Linked DNA regions of Homo sapiens: region 2 is linked to region 1. A link is a loop called in an ENCODE intact Hi-C map of the cell type or tissue named here. Cell type or tissue: PC-9. All regions are shown on one strand. Links, peaks and the distances in the headings refer to the core of each region. The heading gives the core; the rest is flanking DNA.

What was found. Hi-C counts contacts between places; a loop is a spot of excess contacts. Peaks named below come from ENCODE experiments on the same cell type or tissue, not always from the same donor. Only the 100,000 strongest peaks of a DNase experiment are listed, where the experiment ranks them.
Region 2: a loop joins it to region 1, with 8 times the contacts of the local background. A loop is called at or near these places in 26 of 110 quality-filtered maps.

The regions. Positions count from the first base shown.
Region 1 is chr2:45,933,411-45,941,437 of GRCh38, forward strand. All of the region lies in intron 2 of PRKCE (protein kinase C epsilon), which reads left to right. Among named protein-coding and RNA genes, the nearest start is that of PRKCE-AS1, 260 kb to the left of the region's middle. RefSeq lists an enhancer at 2,751-3,060. In PC-9, for the core only: CTCF peaks have their summits at 3,172 (motif pointing left) and 3,380; a DNase peak (open chromatin) is centred at 3,021; H3K27ac peaks cover 594 bases.
Region 2 is chr2:45,817,401-45,825,427 of GRCh38, forward strand. All of the region lies in intron 1 of PRKCE (protein kinase C epsilon), which reads left to right. Among named protein-coding and RNA genes, the nearest start is that of PRKCE-AS1, 150 kb to the left of the region's middle. RefSeq lists a silencer at 4,570-4,864 and enhancers at 5,964-6,486, 6,487-7,008. In PC-9, for the core only: no CTCF peak of the experiment used is centred there; DNase peaks (open chromatin) are centred at 4,351 and 4,721; H3K4me3 peaks cover 1,123 bases; H3K27ac peaks cover 1,630 bases.

The sequences.
Region 1 (8,027 bases), core at 2,110-4,609:
TCACCTATGACTTCTTCCAAAAGTTTTGTTTTACCTTTCACCTCATATGCCTGCTTTTTTTTTTTTTTTTTTTTTTTTTTTGAGACTGAGTCTCGCTCTGCCGCCCAGGCTGGAGTGCAGTGGCGCGATCTCGGCTCACTGCAAGCTCCACCTCCCGGGTTCACGCCATTCTCCTGCCTCAGCCTCCCGAGTAGCTGGGACTACAGGTGCCCACCACCAGGCACAGTTAATTTTTTTTTGTGTTTTTAGTGGAGACGGGGTTTCACCATATTAGCCAGGATGGTCTCGATCTCCTGACCTCGTGATCCGCCCGCCTCGGCCTCCCAAGGTGCTGGGATTACAGGCGTGAGCCACCGCACCCAGCATGCCTGCCTTTTTAACTGGGAGTGGTTATTTTGACCCTAGGGGAACTAGGCTGCTTATAGCACAATCATAAGATTTGGGCAGCACTGTAGTAAAATCATGTTAACTTGGTAACAGGGTCGGGGGACTAGTGGAAGCAAACATAAGTGCAGGTACTCCTGGCTTCAGGCATCATGTTTTTCTAAAGAGTTGCATGTGAATTTTATCCAGTGAATTTGTCCATATTATAAACACTGAGTCTGTGACTTTTCAGAGATTTCCACCAAAGTTCCAGAGGTAGTCTCCTAACTGACCTCTGCTGTCACCGACTTGCCAAATTAACTCTGTCTCCCATTCTCTCTGACACACGCTCAGGGCACACTTGAAAGCTCACAGCCATAGTGGAGCAGCTTATGCCGTACTCCCACTGTACACTTCTGTCCCCACCAGTAGTTGTGTGTTTATCAAAAGCCACTTGTATTTGTTCTTATTGTAATAAATAATTGTAATGAAATCTTATTTAAACTGAGATGAGTGTGAAAAAAAGTTTCTATTAAGACTAAGTTGAATGTGACGGAAAAAGCCAAAGATAAATTTCCTATAAAATTACTGTTGGCCAGGCATGGTCACTCATGCCTGTAATCCCAGCACTTTGGGAGGCTGAGGCGAGCAGGTCACTTGAGGTCAGGAGTTTGAGACCAGCCTGGTCAACATAGTAAAACCCCATCTCTACTAAAAATACAAAAATTAGCCAGACGTGGTGGCACATGCCTGTAATTCCAGCTACTTGGGAGGCTGAGGCGGGAAAATCACTTGAAGCCACAAGGCGGAGGCTGCAGTGAGCCGAGATCACACCACTGCAATCCAGCCTGGGTGATAAAGCGAGACTCTGCCTCAAAAAAAAAAAAAATTACTGCTAAATTGTGTGAGAAAAATAATAAAGCTCTAAAAAGATTCCAAATTCACATTACTTCACAAGTATCTTTAATTTTTGCTCCACTAGAAAGAAACCACAATTGGGCTGGGCATGGTGGCTCACACTTATAATCTGAATACTTTGGGAGGTTGAGGCAGTAGGATTGCTTGAGCCCAGGAGTCAAGACCAGCGTGGGCAACATGGAGAGACCATGTCTCTACAAAAAAAAAAAAAAAATTTAAATTAGCCAGGCATGGTGGCATGTGCCTGTAGTCCCAGCTACTTGTGAGGCTGAGGCAGGAGCATTGCTTGATCGTGGGAGGTTGAGGCTGCAGTGAGCCATGATCATACTACTGCACTCCAGCCTGGGCAGCAAAGCGAGACACTCACTCTCTCTCTCACACACACACACACACACACACACATAGAAAATGGAAATGGAAATCATAGATAATGTTTGTCTGTAAGAGATGATGAGGGGGACCATACCTTAAAGAAATTGGCCTTCTGTTATTGGCAAGTGAGTACATATATTTGTTTTTCAATATTTTCAGTTTGAATATTGTTAGTTAAAATACTTAAAGTACATACATCTTTTCTTTGCATGATTCTCTGCTTTACTGACTTTTTATTAAACAAACATTCTGCCATTCACCAAAGATAAGTGGGGCAGAAGAAAATAAACCCCCTCCTCTCAGAGCCGGCCTCAAGCTAAGAACTTTTGAAGTACTGTTTTAGCTAAAAAATATTAATACTTTAAAATTTGCATACTATACCATGTTTATAAACAAAAGTGTTTTTCTTTTCCAAGGTCTTCATATAAAATTGCAGCTTAGGGTTGGGCACGGTGGCTCACGCCTATAATCCCAGCACTTTGGGAGGCCAAGGCAGGTGGATCACTTGAGGCCAGGAGTTCCAGACTAGCCTGTCCATCATGGTGAAACCCCATCTCTACTAAAAATACAAAAATCAGCTGGGCATTGTGACGTGCCGGTAATCCCAGCTATTCAGGATGCTGAGGCAGAAGAATTGCTTGAACCCAGGAGGCAGAGGTTGCAGTGAGCCAAGATCATGCCACCGCACTCCAGCCCACACGACAAAGTGAGACTGTCTCAAAAAAAAAAAAAAAAATCGCAGCTTAGCTGAATTCTTGATAGAAGGTGGTGACTTAGATGCCTTCTCTTCTGGTTTGTCTGCTGTGTCTGTGTGCACCTGGACCCATTGTGCTCTGGAAAGCAGGCACACTGGAGTCCTGGAGTGCAGGCTGGCTGGCGCCTTGCAGTGCCTGGTGATGGCTGGGGTTTGGTCCCTGGTCTGTCCCCTGGGGTTCCCATGTCTATTGGTGAGGCAGCAGTGTGTGCTCGTAGGAGACCCTCTGTCAAGAGGCTCTGTTAGGAGCCAGCCTGCTGCCCTGCCTTTGAGGCTGATCCTTCACCCTAGGAGGGCAGGCACTGAGGGCCAGCACTCTGGTCACGCCAAGGATGCTATGGCGACCCACTGAAGAATGAGCTATTACCCTGCCCACCCCTGCCTGCTGTGCCCCCAAGCACCCCTTGGGGGTTACTCACTTGCCTTCCTGGTATCAGGTTAAGAGGTTATTAGACCTTCCATTTATTCACTCAATTCTTTTCCCTGCTCTCCTGAGTAATAGCTCAGGAACCCGTGCCCCAGCCATGCTGGGAACATGCTTAGAAAGTAAGGGGAAACCTTTGGGCCAGCACCCACGTGGTTTTGAATCACTCAAGGACAATCTGCCTAAGTCACTGGCTTGGTGGCCGTGGGCCAAGCAAGGAGTCATCCAGTAGCGCCTCTGCCCTCACTGTCCTCCTCCTCCAGGTTTCTTTACCGAGAGGAAGCCAGCGGGAGGCCCGACATCCAAAACATTGACTAGTGTGCCCCCGTGTGGCTCTGGTGGAAGGGTTTGGAAAATGCAGCCAGGTTTTCCTAACCTTACCCACCAAGGCCGGAGGATGCCCTAAGGACAGCCTGCAGCCCCTGCAGCCCTCTTTTTGCGTAATCTTTGATTTTTCTTGTTATTATTTCTTAACAGTTAAGCGCCTTAAGGCCTCATTTAACTTGAGTTAAAGAAGTGTGATTTTGGAGGACCCAAAGATTTTCCACTGGTGTAGGGAATGTCTCCTCCCGGCTCTGAGAGACTTCCTCCAATCCACAACCTACCGCAGGTATGTGTTCTTATTAAAAGGGGCAGGGACAAAAGCTCTGCCTGTCCCTCTTGTACTTTCAGGCTATAATCAATCAGCAGGCACACCTGTTCAGACTGTGACATTGAATTTCCAGGATCAGAACCAGAGCCTGGTACAGACACAAGCCTTCCAGTACTTGTATTTTAAGTTCCATAGATGCTTGGACCTTTTGTGGGCTCCTGGGACAGTGATCATGAAAGAAGAGTGCTCCCAGGGGATGAGCAAGATGATCCCCTTTGGCTGGGAAGAAAAGATTCCATGTCCATCTGGTTTTTATTACTCCTCTAAAAATGTTCCCTTTATAGTTTTATAATTGTACTTAAATAAAAATAATTGCACTTAAATAAAAAAAAATTGGGGAGATTATAGCAGAAGCTGTTGGTGTCCCGGCCATAGCTGTGTCCCTTGGTCTGCCACAGAGGTCACTCCCAGAATACACTTAGGACTCCCTGTGTCTCCTTCTGAGGGTGACCTGAGCCACGATGTTATGGGATGGAGGCTAACACCTGGTAGGCCCCACATTTTTGACAATTTGGTTTTAAGAAAACTCATAGGTATGGCCACACGTGGTGGCTCACGCCTGTAATCCCAGCACTTTGGGAGGCTCAGGCGCGCGGATCACGAGGTCAGGAGATGAAGACCATCCTGGCTAATACGGTGAAACCCCATCTCCACTAAAAATACAAAAAAAAATTAGCCAGGCCTGGTGGCGGGCACCTGTAGTCCCAGCTACTCGGGAGGCTGAGGCAGGAAAATGGTGTGAACCCAGGAGGTGGAGCTTGTAGTGAGCCGAGATCATACCACTGCACTCCAGCCTGGGTGACAAAGTGAGACTCCGTCTCAAAGAAAAAAAAAAAGAAAGAAAACTTGTAGGTATATATCATCGTTCCAACAAAAGCTGCCATTATCGAACGCCTACTGTGTACCTGGTACTTGATAATGATTACATTCTGTCACTCCAACTCTGGAAGGTAGATATTATCCTCCCCCACCCCACTTTTCTTTAAAGAGGTGAGGAAACTGAGGCTCAGCAATGACTGTGGGGATCTGGGAGCAGACTGCAGGTCTTGCTGGACCCAAGGCCCATTCGCCCTCCTTGCTGCCATGCTGGCTTCTCTACAGTGAGAGTAGCCTTTACGTTACGCACCACTAATGTCACTCAGAGGGTCCCGACCCTTCCCCTTCGGCCTCTTCTTGTTCTCCTCCCTCTGTTCCTCTTGGATTCTCAGGAGCCAGTGTTAGCCCAGAAATGAAGAATTAAAGACTGTTCACACCCACATAGAACCATCTGCTCTCTTAGCCTCAGGGCAGGGCTGATGGGGGTGGTATTTAGTCTCTTGGAGGTGGTATTTAGCCCCTTGGAGAGGTGGTGCAAATATAGAAGCTGGTGTAGATGGCTTGGCTGGAGGGGGGCTATCTGGCAATTCAATGCATCTTGTGAGTTTTGGAGAACTAGGGTGACTATATCATTTATCCTCCAAGAAAGGACACAGTTGAGAATGATAAGTGACACTATACATAATTACTCTAAGAAAACAGGCAAAATCTAGGACTATCCTTAGTGACTTGGAACCTACATCCTCCCTACCCACTCTATAGATATCCCTGCATTTTCCACCTTGTGTCTGTGATTGACCTGTTGTGTCCCTTTCAACATTTCAGCGCCCACCCCTCAAACCCCCATCAAGCCTTGCAGCAGCTATTTATTCAGTTAGCAAACTTTTCCTGGCCTCCAATTTGCATTCTTTCCTAACTTATGGGTCCCTTCTCTTTTGCCTAGATGCTGCCTTTCCCTGGCTGTTTGACCATAAACTCATGGTATCATGCCTTATTCAGCAACTCTTAGAACAAAGTAAACAAATGTGCAAGTTTGCTTAAATTGAGAAAGCTTATATTTACAAAGTCGTGCCAGTTTTCTTTCTCACTCATCTACAGTTCTCTCAAACATTGGCCCTATTCCTGATGTATTAGATTGCAAACCCCTGAGGGCAGAGGCTGGGTGTTCTCACCCAGTTACACATGGTGGGCACCTCATTCGTAACTCTTTCTAGCACATTCAGCGCTCTGCCCTCTGGAGTCTTGCGGCTGAGTCAACACTCAGGAATCCAGCGCAGTAGGCTAATTCCACGCTGGCTCTGACCTCATCCAACCCTGCTGTCCCAGTGAAATCCAGCCCACAGCACCCTGCCAGGGTGGAGGAGGTGCCGGGCTATAAATCTCCCCGTTGTTTCTTCTCCCGGAAAATATAAAACCAAAACCAAACATTATACATTATGCCCTCACTCACAGAGTCACTTGGAGGCTTCAATAAGACAAGGGATATGGGTGTGTTTCGGGAAAGAAATTTGATACAAGTGCCAAGTGCTGTTATTGAAGACCTTAGGCATTTATTTTGGTAGCACCCCAATAGTGACAAGAGATGGGCTTGTCTAAAGCCAGCACTGCCACCTTCCCCTGTGTTCACCACTTCATTCCCTGATGTCTTACTGTCAGGCAGTTGGGCCTTGGAGCTGCCCTTCCTTCCGCATGTTGCTCTTTCATCATTTCATACCGTATTCTCCTGTAGAGTAGCATCTGGGCACCTTCCTTTGTCGAGGTTACTAAGACTTTCAAAGAGACATTTCAACCCCAAGTCACTAAGAGAAAATGTAATGCAGCAAGTGATTCCAATGGCAGTTAGTTAATGCACTTTTTTTTTTTTGAGAAGGCGTCTCACTCTATCGCTAGGCTGGAGTGCAGTGGCGCAATCTCAGCTCACTGCAACCTCCGCCTCCTGGGTTCAAGTGATTCTCCTGCCTCAGCCTCCTAAGTAGCTGGGACTACAGGTGCGTGCCACCAGGCCCAGCTAATTTTCGTATTTTTAGTAGAGACGAGGTTTTATCATGTTGACCAGGATGGTCTTGATCTCTTGACCTCATGATCTGCCTGCCTTGGCCTCCCAAAGTGCTGGGATTACAGGCGTGAGCCACCATGCCTGGCCCGCTAATGCACTTTTAAGGCATGCTTGCTGTAAATTGTTTTGGGAGTCTGCCGTCATTTCTGAGATGTGGGTGTAACCCAGCCCCTCACCATACTGGGCTGGCAGTGAATTGCCAGCAAGTGCATTCAGAAATATGAACATTCTCCCCTGCTTCCAGTACAGCCTCAGAGAGTCTCCTTGCTTAGTTGACCTGATGTTTTAGAACTTGTCTCTGCGTCTTCCTGCCTTCTTCTTTTTTGCGCTCACTTACTGGTTCCTGAAATTGGCATCAGCAATGCAAATTGGAAGCTTCCCTCAGACCTCTTTTCCAGTTCATCACCTGACATTTGCTTCAGGTAATCTGGCACCAGTCCTCAGCAAGATGTGTGTCTAGGAGTCTGGTGAGAGGCCAGATTAGGGGTAGCTGTGGCTTCAAGGAGTGGCCTGCAAAGTGGAATTTGGACACAGTGCCCAGAGTAGGCAAGATGAGCTACTGGGATTTGGGAAACAGACCTTCCATCTGTATTCATTTTCTTACCTATGAAGCAAGAACATGATTTAGCTTTAATATTTGATGTATGGATGGCCAGAGTATGTGTTTATAATTTATATGAAAACATTTCAAAATGTTGTTGCTGGTATATGCAGTCAAAAATATTTGGAGACGTCTGGCTTAGTAGGCCCAAGTCAGTCAAAGAAATGGAAGAAGCAGAGAACACGTTAATTGGAGCAAGAAGAAGATGATGACTTGTATCCAGGGCCAGGTACATTCACTGGTCCACACATACACTCTGTTCACACAGCGCACACTCTTGCGCTCACAAGTGTTCACTCTCACGTACCGCATGCATGTCACACATGCTTTCACTCCCACACATGCTTTCAAACACATACATATACCTTTTGCTTAATAACTTACAAGAATTAAAAAGTTGATAGGCACCTGGCCGGGCGTGGTGGCTCATGCCTGTAATCCTAGCACTTTGGGAAGCCAAAGCAGGCAGATCACTTGAGGTCAGGAGTTCAAAACCAGCCTGGCCAACATGGTGAAACCCCATCTCTATTAAAAATACAAAAAAAAAAAATTAGCCAGGCATGGTGACAGGTGCCTGTAATCCCAGCTACTTGGGAGGCTGAGGCAGGAGACTCGCTTGAGCCTGGGAGGTGGAGATTGCAGTGAGCCAAGATCATGCCACTGCACTCCAGCCTGGGTGACAGAGTGAGACTTCATCCTAAAAAAAAAAAAAAAAAAAAAAGATGATAGGCACCTATTCCCTACTGAACAAATGACTTATATACTAACCGAAAGAGGGCCACATGCTCCTGGGAACTGAAAGCAATACAGTAGCCTAGTTAATCCCTTGAAGAAGCACTCATGTGGCCACTTGCTCATGGATTTAACCCATTCTAGTGGCTGAGATCAGACCCAGACCTCAAGAAGCCAGCATGTGGTGCATGTGCAGTGACCAGAGCTTAGTGATCTGGGCATTTTCTGCATGTTCAACAAATATTGGATGGACATCATTGGTATATTCATCTATAGATTAGGTGATCTGAGGGCAGGTGAGAGGAAAAGACGTGGCCTCCAGCCTTAAGAAACTTATTA
Region 2 (8,027 bases), core at 3,688-6,187, 110 kb before region 1:
AAAAACTTTCCGGCTGGGCGCGGTGGCTCACGCTTGTAATCCCATCACTTTGGGAGGCTGAGGAGGGCGAATCACGAGGTCAGGAGATCGAGACCATCCTGGCTAACACGGTGAAACCCCGTCTCTAATAAAAATACAAAAAAATCAGCCGGGCATGGTGGTGGGCGCCTGTAGTCCCAGCTACTCAGGAGGCTGAGGCAGGAGAATGGCGTGAACCCGGAAAGCGGAGCTTGCAGTGAGCCGAGATCACGCCACTGCACTCCAGCCTGGGCAACAGAGCGAGACTCTGTCTCAAAAAACAAAAAAAAAACTTTCCAATCCTGAGATTCTGCTGACACCGAGGCTTTGCTAGGTTCAGTGGCCTGTCTGCAGTCACCCTATAGATGGGTGACAATGAAGCTGGGAGTGGAATCCTGCCTTTTAAGGCAAATCTGGGTCTCTCTCTCTGCCTGCCCTCTGAAGGTGAGAGGAGCCACGTGGGCATCTCACTGCCTGCTCTCAAAGTGTCTGGGCAAGCTACAGGCCGAGTTTCCTCCAGCTTCAGTAACCATCAGACCAGGCTCAGTCTCCCTGGAGTTTGTCCTTCTCAGCCCCGGAGCTGAGCAGAGTTTAAATCACTTCGATCCTTAGAGTATGACCTGAGACAAGAGGGTAGCACATTTGTGATTCTGTGACTTTTTCTCCTTCATGGGATAGGCAAGGGGAATTTCATAATCATTTTACACAATCAATTGGTCCATAAGGTAAAATGTATCATGTGCCACATAGAAATTTAAGTTCTGTTTTTGTTTTTACTTTTTGGCATTCACAAGACATGTTTTGGTACATCAAAAGGTTCATTCCAAATATTTGGGACTGAAGATGTAAACAAAAAATCAATCTTGTGACTTGTAGATTTCTATCTTTTTTGGCTTCAGAAGATGGATGAACTGGCTGCCCCACACCCCTCTGGATTTGAAACTTGACTTTCCTCTGAGCCATAAGGATAACATTTATGAGATCAATACCCCACCGGAAGTTTTAGCAAAGGAAGAATAAACTACCCTGGGTCTCAATCATCCTAACAGATGTTTGCTTAGGAAGGACGGGACTTGGGTGGGCAAGTCTCTCAGAAACTGTGCTATTAAATGAGAACATCTAAAGGGTTCAACTTACACTTTGAGATTCAACCCTTCTACCCTCCTTTCATCCTCAGTTTTTCCCATCTGCCTTATCTCCTTCCTAGGCCAGCCCTTTGAGCTGGCAGTTTGAATTCAGAAGAACAGAAAACTCAAAGGAGCCTCTGGCTTCGGGGGAGAGTGACCACAGCAGTTTTAACACGAGGAGGTGGAGACCTGTTTTTGATCATTTTAATACCTTGTTTTCTCCTTTGCCCTGCCGCAGCACTCACCATGGCTGTTTCCAAAACATGGATAATGACGAAAACCTATGCAAACACTCTTGCATTTGCCACCGAGTGTATCTAATAGCTTGCAAGAATCCAGGGTGTTTGCTGAGGGAAGAAAGGAAGTACAGCCCAGTATGAAGGCTTTGAATGCTCAGATGGAGATGTGATGTTTGAAGTGTTAGAGGCACTAAAAGGAGGTAGGGAGGAAAAAGGATTTGGGGCGTGGAGCCTCCTGAGACAGGAAGCTTGGTATTGAGAGTGAGGCATTTGCTCTTCTCCCTAAACAAAGCAGAGAGGAGTAGGTATATTAATAACCAGGGAGATGCTGCTGCTGATGCTGATGGTAAATATTTACTCTGTCAGGCATAGTTTCTATGCATTTTATATAAATTAACTCATCAGATCCTCACAACAATTCTGTGAGGGAGGTACTTTGTCCCCACTTTGCAGATCAAGAGTGAGGCACACAAGGAATAATGGGTTTGCCCAAGGTCACACAGCTGCTAAGTGATGCCTGAGCCCAGGCAGTCTGGCTCCCAATCCCATGTGGTACCCATCTTGCTCTTGTCTTGAGAACCCATCTGGCTCAGAATGCTGCCTTTCCTCTGGGGCTGTCAGGGAGAACACCACGTTTATGAGTCAAGGTCCATAGCATGGACCCAAGAGGACACATTGTCCTCAGTTGCAGCTGAGTGGCCGTTCTGTCCCTCCAAGGCTCAAGGCTGTGGTTTCAGGGATGATTCTCTTCCACCTTGCTCCCTGCCAAACTGACTGGTTGTTCCTTCTGGTTTTTCACGTTCCTGGGCCTGGGGACAGTCCAGGTGATTGGATGGAAGCACACACATACTACAGATGGGATGTGGGAGGTGAAAGGACTGAGGCCAGCCTGGATGACACTGTATAGCAAGCTGTGGTGTGAAACTGTTCAACTCAAAGCCTTGAGAGCCATCGACTAGAGCTTTGAAACCCATGGTGGTGCTCTGGGAAGTGTGGAATGTAAAGCAATCATATTCATTTTTCATATAAAGCTTCAGACAAAGCTGTCTGGGTAAATGAAGAACAATAGTAAGACTACAGTGAAGCAACAATACAGGGAAACAATCGCATCAAGCTGGTTTGGGGCTGTGTCATTGCACAGCCCACTGTATTCCTAATGTATGGATCTGGGGTGGCTGTTTCTTTGAAAAGCAACAGTGAGTTTAAGGGGTGTTGGGAGTAATCACTGCTGTGGGGATTGCAGTACTTTTACAGGACTGAGATGAGCTCAGAGCAAAATAAAGGAGGATGTTTTAAGTGGGTTGGACTGAAGGGGCGAATCCTCAATGGGATTTTCCAGACGAAGGTAATGGAAACATCACGGCGCATCAGCTTTTCTTGGTGTTACATCATTCAACCAACAAGAGTTTATTAAGCACCTTTTAAGTGCCCAGAAATGTTCTATGTGCTCCTGGAACACATAGAACACTGCCAGGCACTTGAGAAACATGTGGGGAGAGGGTAATCTCCAGGGACCAGCAAGAAGGATACGGGTGTGGACCTGCCTGGTGGGGAACTCCAGGATCGAGAGGGTAATAGATTCGAGGTGGAAGTAGGCCTGAAAATGTAGGTAGATTTTATTTGGAGGGGGAGAGGGGGAGTTTGGGAGGAATGAACTGTGCTAAGGAAGGGCAGAATGAGAAAGGCCTGGCATAGTAGGAGGGCAATATGGCTGAGGCATAAGGGGGTGGGAGACAGTTGGGAATTTCAGGGCTGGGTTTTGAAGGATGTTAAATGTCAGCAAGAGAAATGACTCGTGACAGCAGGAATCACAGAGTTGAAGATTTTTTAACTTTGCTATTTGGAAGTGAGGTCCTTAGGAGGCCTTTTGTCCTTGAGTCTTGTTTCCCGACACAAATGCAATTGAAGTTTTCAAACTGAAAGCTTCTCTGTCTTCATTTGTTGTTCTCGATCATTCCCAACTTTCTGTTTGGTGCATGGTTGTTGCAGATTTTTGCATTGTCCCTGCAAGAGTTTACAGTTGAGGCCCCAAGAGATTGTCCTGGGTCATGTTGACCTTAGTGGCAGAAGCAAGGCAAGACACCTGGCCTTCTGTCTCCCCACCCCCTTCCCACCCCCCAGCATGGCAACAAACTGCAATCTTATGAGGTTCTAGCTCTAGCTCCCTCACATCCAGAAAACTTGTTTGGGTCTGGCGACAAATCACCTTATACAAGAGATTACACAGCCAGCATATTTGAGCCCCAAGGGTCAGGGGAGCCAAGCCTGGGGTAGGGAGGTGGAGGAGGCTCTTGGTTCAGGACTTCCAAGGCTAGTCTGGGATAATTCACCCCTTCAAGCCTCTTGTACCCTATCTCACAGGCTGTGGGCATACTTCCTTTTTGTAATATTTAGAAGTTGGTGATTGATGGAAAGGAGGGACAGCATTTAAAAATATTATTTATGTCTAGAGTTACTTTACTCAACATTGAATATTTACAAGTGGAGGTAATTATCTCCCCTAAGTTAGAGTTTCTAAGGGAAGAGACAGACCACCATAGCCTGGAGTGGACACAAGCAACAAATGTGAATTGAGCAGCCTCTAAATGTAGGACCCTTTGCTGGGCCCAGGAGGATGGTGGGGGTGGAGGTATAGAGCAGGCCACACCTCTGAAGGGCTACCTGTGGAACCTACCTGGGGACTAGTAGTACAGGTGAGAAGAGAGTTCCTGACAACCCAGTTGACCCTCAATGCCCAAGGGGTGTCTCAGAGGGAGACTGCTGGAGGAAGGATTGAGGAGTCAGGATGTGCCCTAGGAAAGAAGGTATTTGGAGCCCAGCATGAGGCTGATTTGGGGACTGGCATGTGTCGGGGGACTTGGGCAGGATGGTGGCCAGGGGAGCCCGGCCTGAGCATTGGGCACTGGTGGTGGTAAATAAGGTATGATTGGAATGCAGGCCACAGTACAGAAGTGGGTTGCAGTGTTGTGGAAATGAATGTCACCCTGGGGACAGAGGGAAGGCTTGGGCAAGAAGTGTCCCGATGGCAGCTGTATTGTAGATCAGCTAATTGAGATTCTATCTGCTGGGTGGATTCATGCTGAGGAGAGTAAGGGAAGACCTAGGAGCTGTCAGGCTAGAGGCTGAGGATTGGCACCAGGGACGAGAATGGAACCGAAGGGTGGGCACAGCAGCTTACAGTGAAGGGCTTGAGGGGGCTTAGTGACTGAGGAGCTCTGAGGTGCGGGGCGTGGGAGGACCTGTAGCCGGCTTCGGCTGAAGGGCCTGGGAGAGCAGGGTGCAGAATGTTCTGGCACCTGTCCAGGGTACTCTGTTTCTGAGTCATTTGTGTGTACCTTTTCAGAAATGGTTGTGTAATGTCCACACATATCAGTTTTTGTAGATATCAAATTTGTGTGTGTACAAAGGCACACAGAGACAGGGAAGCTAAATGTTCCTGTCACCTCCAAAAGGGAGAATGGTAATTTTGTATTTTGTAGTTTAGGGAAGGCCCCATGGCATTTTAACAGCAGCCGATTTACGGAGGATGAAACTTGAGCCAGCCCGGGAGAAAAGTGCTGTGGGCTCTTGGGAGAAATGAGAAAGCAGCCCACATTGTGTACCCACAAGCAACCCCAGCAGATGAGGTCAGCGCCTGGGGGTGCAAACCCTCTGGGGTGGCCCAGGTCCTGCCTGCAGGGTCGTGGCTGTCTGCAGATGTGTCTGTTGCTGGATGTGGACACAAGGGTAACTGCCAGCCATCCCCAAGTCTGCACAGTCACTCTCTTCCTTGTGCCTGGGCTGGGGTGCCCTGTAATGACTCTGGGCATAGAGAGCTTTGTGCCATGGGATTTGCACTTTCCACCTGGGTAACTAAGAACAGCTTGGCAATTTAAGTGGTGGTTGGGGTGCCTTTGGAGGTGCTGTGGGGCAAGACGTCCGAATCCGTGTCACTCACTGAGTGAGTTCCATCATTGCTAAGACTTTTCTATAGATTTCTCTTTTCTGCCTTAGTTAGGAGTGCTTGCTTTTTAACCTTCTGTCTCTGTAAGGAGAGTTGCTTCTTAACTTTTTATTTCAGTAATGATTCCCTTATGCAAAACTCTCATTAGTAATTACCCTTCTCTCCCACTGTAGGGTATACGATTGGTATGGGATGGCCAAAATATAATCACAGATAAGTGATGGATCTATTTCATTTTTTGATTGGGTTCTGTTAGTCACTGCCTTGTCATTAATTCCTGTTAAACCCCCACTCCCACCCCAATTGACCAGGTGCCATGCTAGGCCCAGGGGAAACAAAGAGGTATGGACTCTGTCCCCAAGGAGCCTGGGCTCCTACTGAAGTTGTTCCTTGCTGTCAAGCCGTGTGCTCCAGGAAACTTGTCAAGGAATGAAATGGACTCCACTAGGGCTTTGAATATTGGGATAGATTCCCAGGCCTGGGATTCTTAAGGCTTGAGAAGTTTGTCCTCGAGGACCACAGCCTTCCTGCTACTTCAAACGACACACCTGGATCTATGAGAGTTATCAGCAGTAACGTTGAGCCTCTGCTCTTTCTGGATGAAAAGGAACTGGAATTGGTTGGAAAATATTTCACCCCTAGTAGCTGAGCTGTTGAATTACTTTCGCAGACAGGCTATTGAAACTTTTGGATCTCATTAAATCAGGAAACCTGCCATTCACTGACAGATTAATGAATTAAAGAATCAGAGAGTGACTTGACTTTCAAGGAAAGTAAGTGGTGGATTTTCTTCTACTTGACTAATTGGGTACCAGGGGATGTGTTACACTCCAGATAGTCACTCCACAGCAAGAAAGTCGGGGGTAGGGAGCAGAAAGGAAGCCAGGAGTGGGCCATGGTGGCAGGCACTCCCAACTTCTTGGTTTAAATGCCACCAGTAGGCATCCTAGGAGAGCAGCTTCCATCTGCCTGGGACAGAGAGCTTCCAGTGTTCCATACCTGTGCCTCTGGCTGATTTCCCAGGTTGTTCCCTGGGCCCAGTTCCACCTCTGAGGGCATGTCCAGCTTTGCTGCTGGCAGCCACAGAGGCATCTGAGAGGCATGTGCTCTGGACAACTGGGTCTGTTCCGTGCTGGCAGAGCTTTCGCAGAGGCCTGCCCAGAGGCTCGCAGCTCCTGGGAGGAGCAAGGATATGGCGTCTGGCTCAGCTGAGATGGACTGGGCATTGCACTCACAGGATGTGCTCACTGGCTCACTGGCTTTCCTTGGCACTGCAGGGAGGTTGGCAGGCTTATGTCACACACCCTGCAGGCTGCTGCAGTTCCATCCTGTGTAGTGCTGACTGCACTCCCAGCTTTCTATGAGGGCACAGCCCAGCATGGCTGTATGCAAGTTTACTATGTTTGTTGGTGGAGAGGTAATCTTGAGGCAATCAAAGAGAATCAGGGATAATTTGCAGGCTTCAGCAGGACTGTTCTGTTGTTAACACAATTAGTTCCATTAATCCTCTCCAATCATCTAAGGTAAACAGACAGCCTTTGAAGTCAGGGCAAACATCTTTATGAAGAAAGGAAAGGATGAAGTGATCAACTCCTTTCTTTCCAAAGCCCTTACCATTGTGAATCCTGAACAAAACATTAAAAGCACCACCACCTGCTATATCCACACAGGAGGACCAGGGAAGCAGCTCGGGGAGTCTCTTAAGCGGGGCGTGTTGTGTCCCCAGCAGGGCATTGGGTTGGACTGGTGGGGAGGACTCCCTTCCCCAATTGAGCTCTTCAAGAAAGCCTAGAATTAGCCTTTGGATAACAGTCCGGTTGGGCTACTTAAGTTGACCATTTCCTCCCTCCCTCCCTCCGTCCCTCCCTCCCTCATTTCCTCCCTTCTTTTTCTCCTCCTTTTCTTTTTATTTTATTATGGAAAATTTCAAACATATTCAAAAATAGAGCAGAATAATGGACCCTCATGCCTCTACCACCCAGTTTCAATAGTTGTGACCCATGAGCAATTTTCCAGTTGGTATTTAATGATCGCCACCCCTCCCTTTATGTGAGTTTTCTGATTTGTTGTGTGTTGCTTATCTGTTTATGAATGAAGGGGGAAATTCTAATGGAGATTTCCTGTCTCTTCTTTCTCTTCTCCCTTAGAAGTTGAATGGGCCAACAATTTTGGTTGATGTGGAGGTTTTCTGGGCCAAGAAAGCTGCAGTCAGGGCAGGAGACGGGGTTGGAGAGGTTGGGTGGTGGGAACCGGGAAAAGGTTCTGCTGAACGTGGGTTCGCCTGGTGGGGTACATGGATTGAGAAATGAGACTGCCTTTTTGTTTAGATTTCAGCAAATTTGCCAACTCCACATTACTTTTTTCCTCCGGGGATGAATGTAGAACTAGTAGCCTTCATAACAACAGCTATGCCAGTGTCATCTTTGCCTGGCCTTGGTTCTAATCCTCTTACTCCCTTTTCTGTGTCTCACCTTAAAACAGGAGCTGCACCTTGTGGGGAACTTGTGGCTCTGCAGCCTAAGTAAGAGAGCACCTTGGGCAATAGGTTTAGGCACTAGCCACGGTTTTCCTGCAACAGGCCTGGGACTTGGGGGGGCCCTGCTGCAGCCCCCACCAGTGTATCTTGACAGAATTTCGGAGCTAAGGTGTTTAGCGGTGAGGGGTGGGACACCAAACTGTGTTAGAGCAACAGCAGCAGGC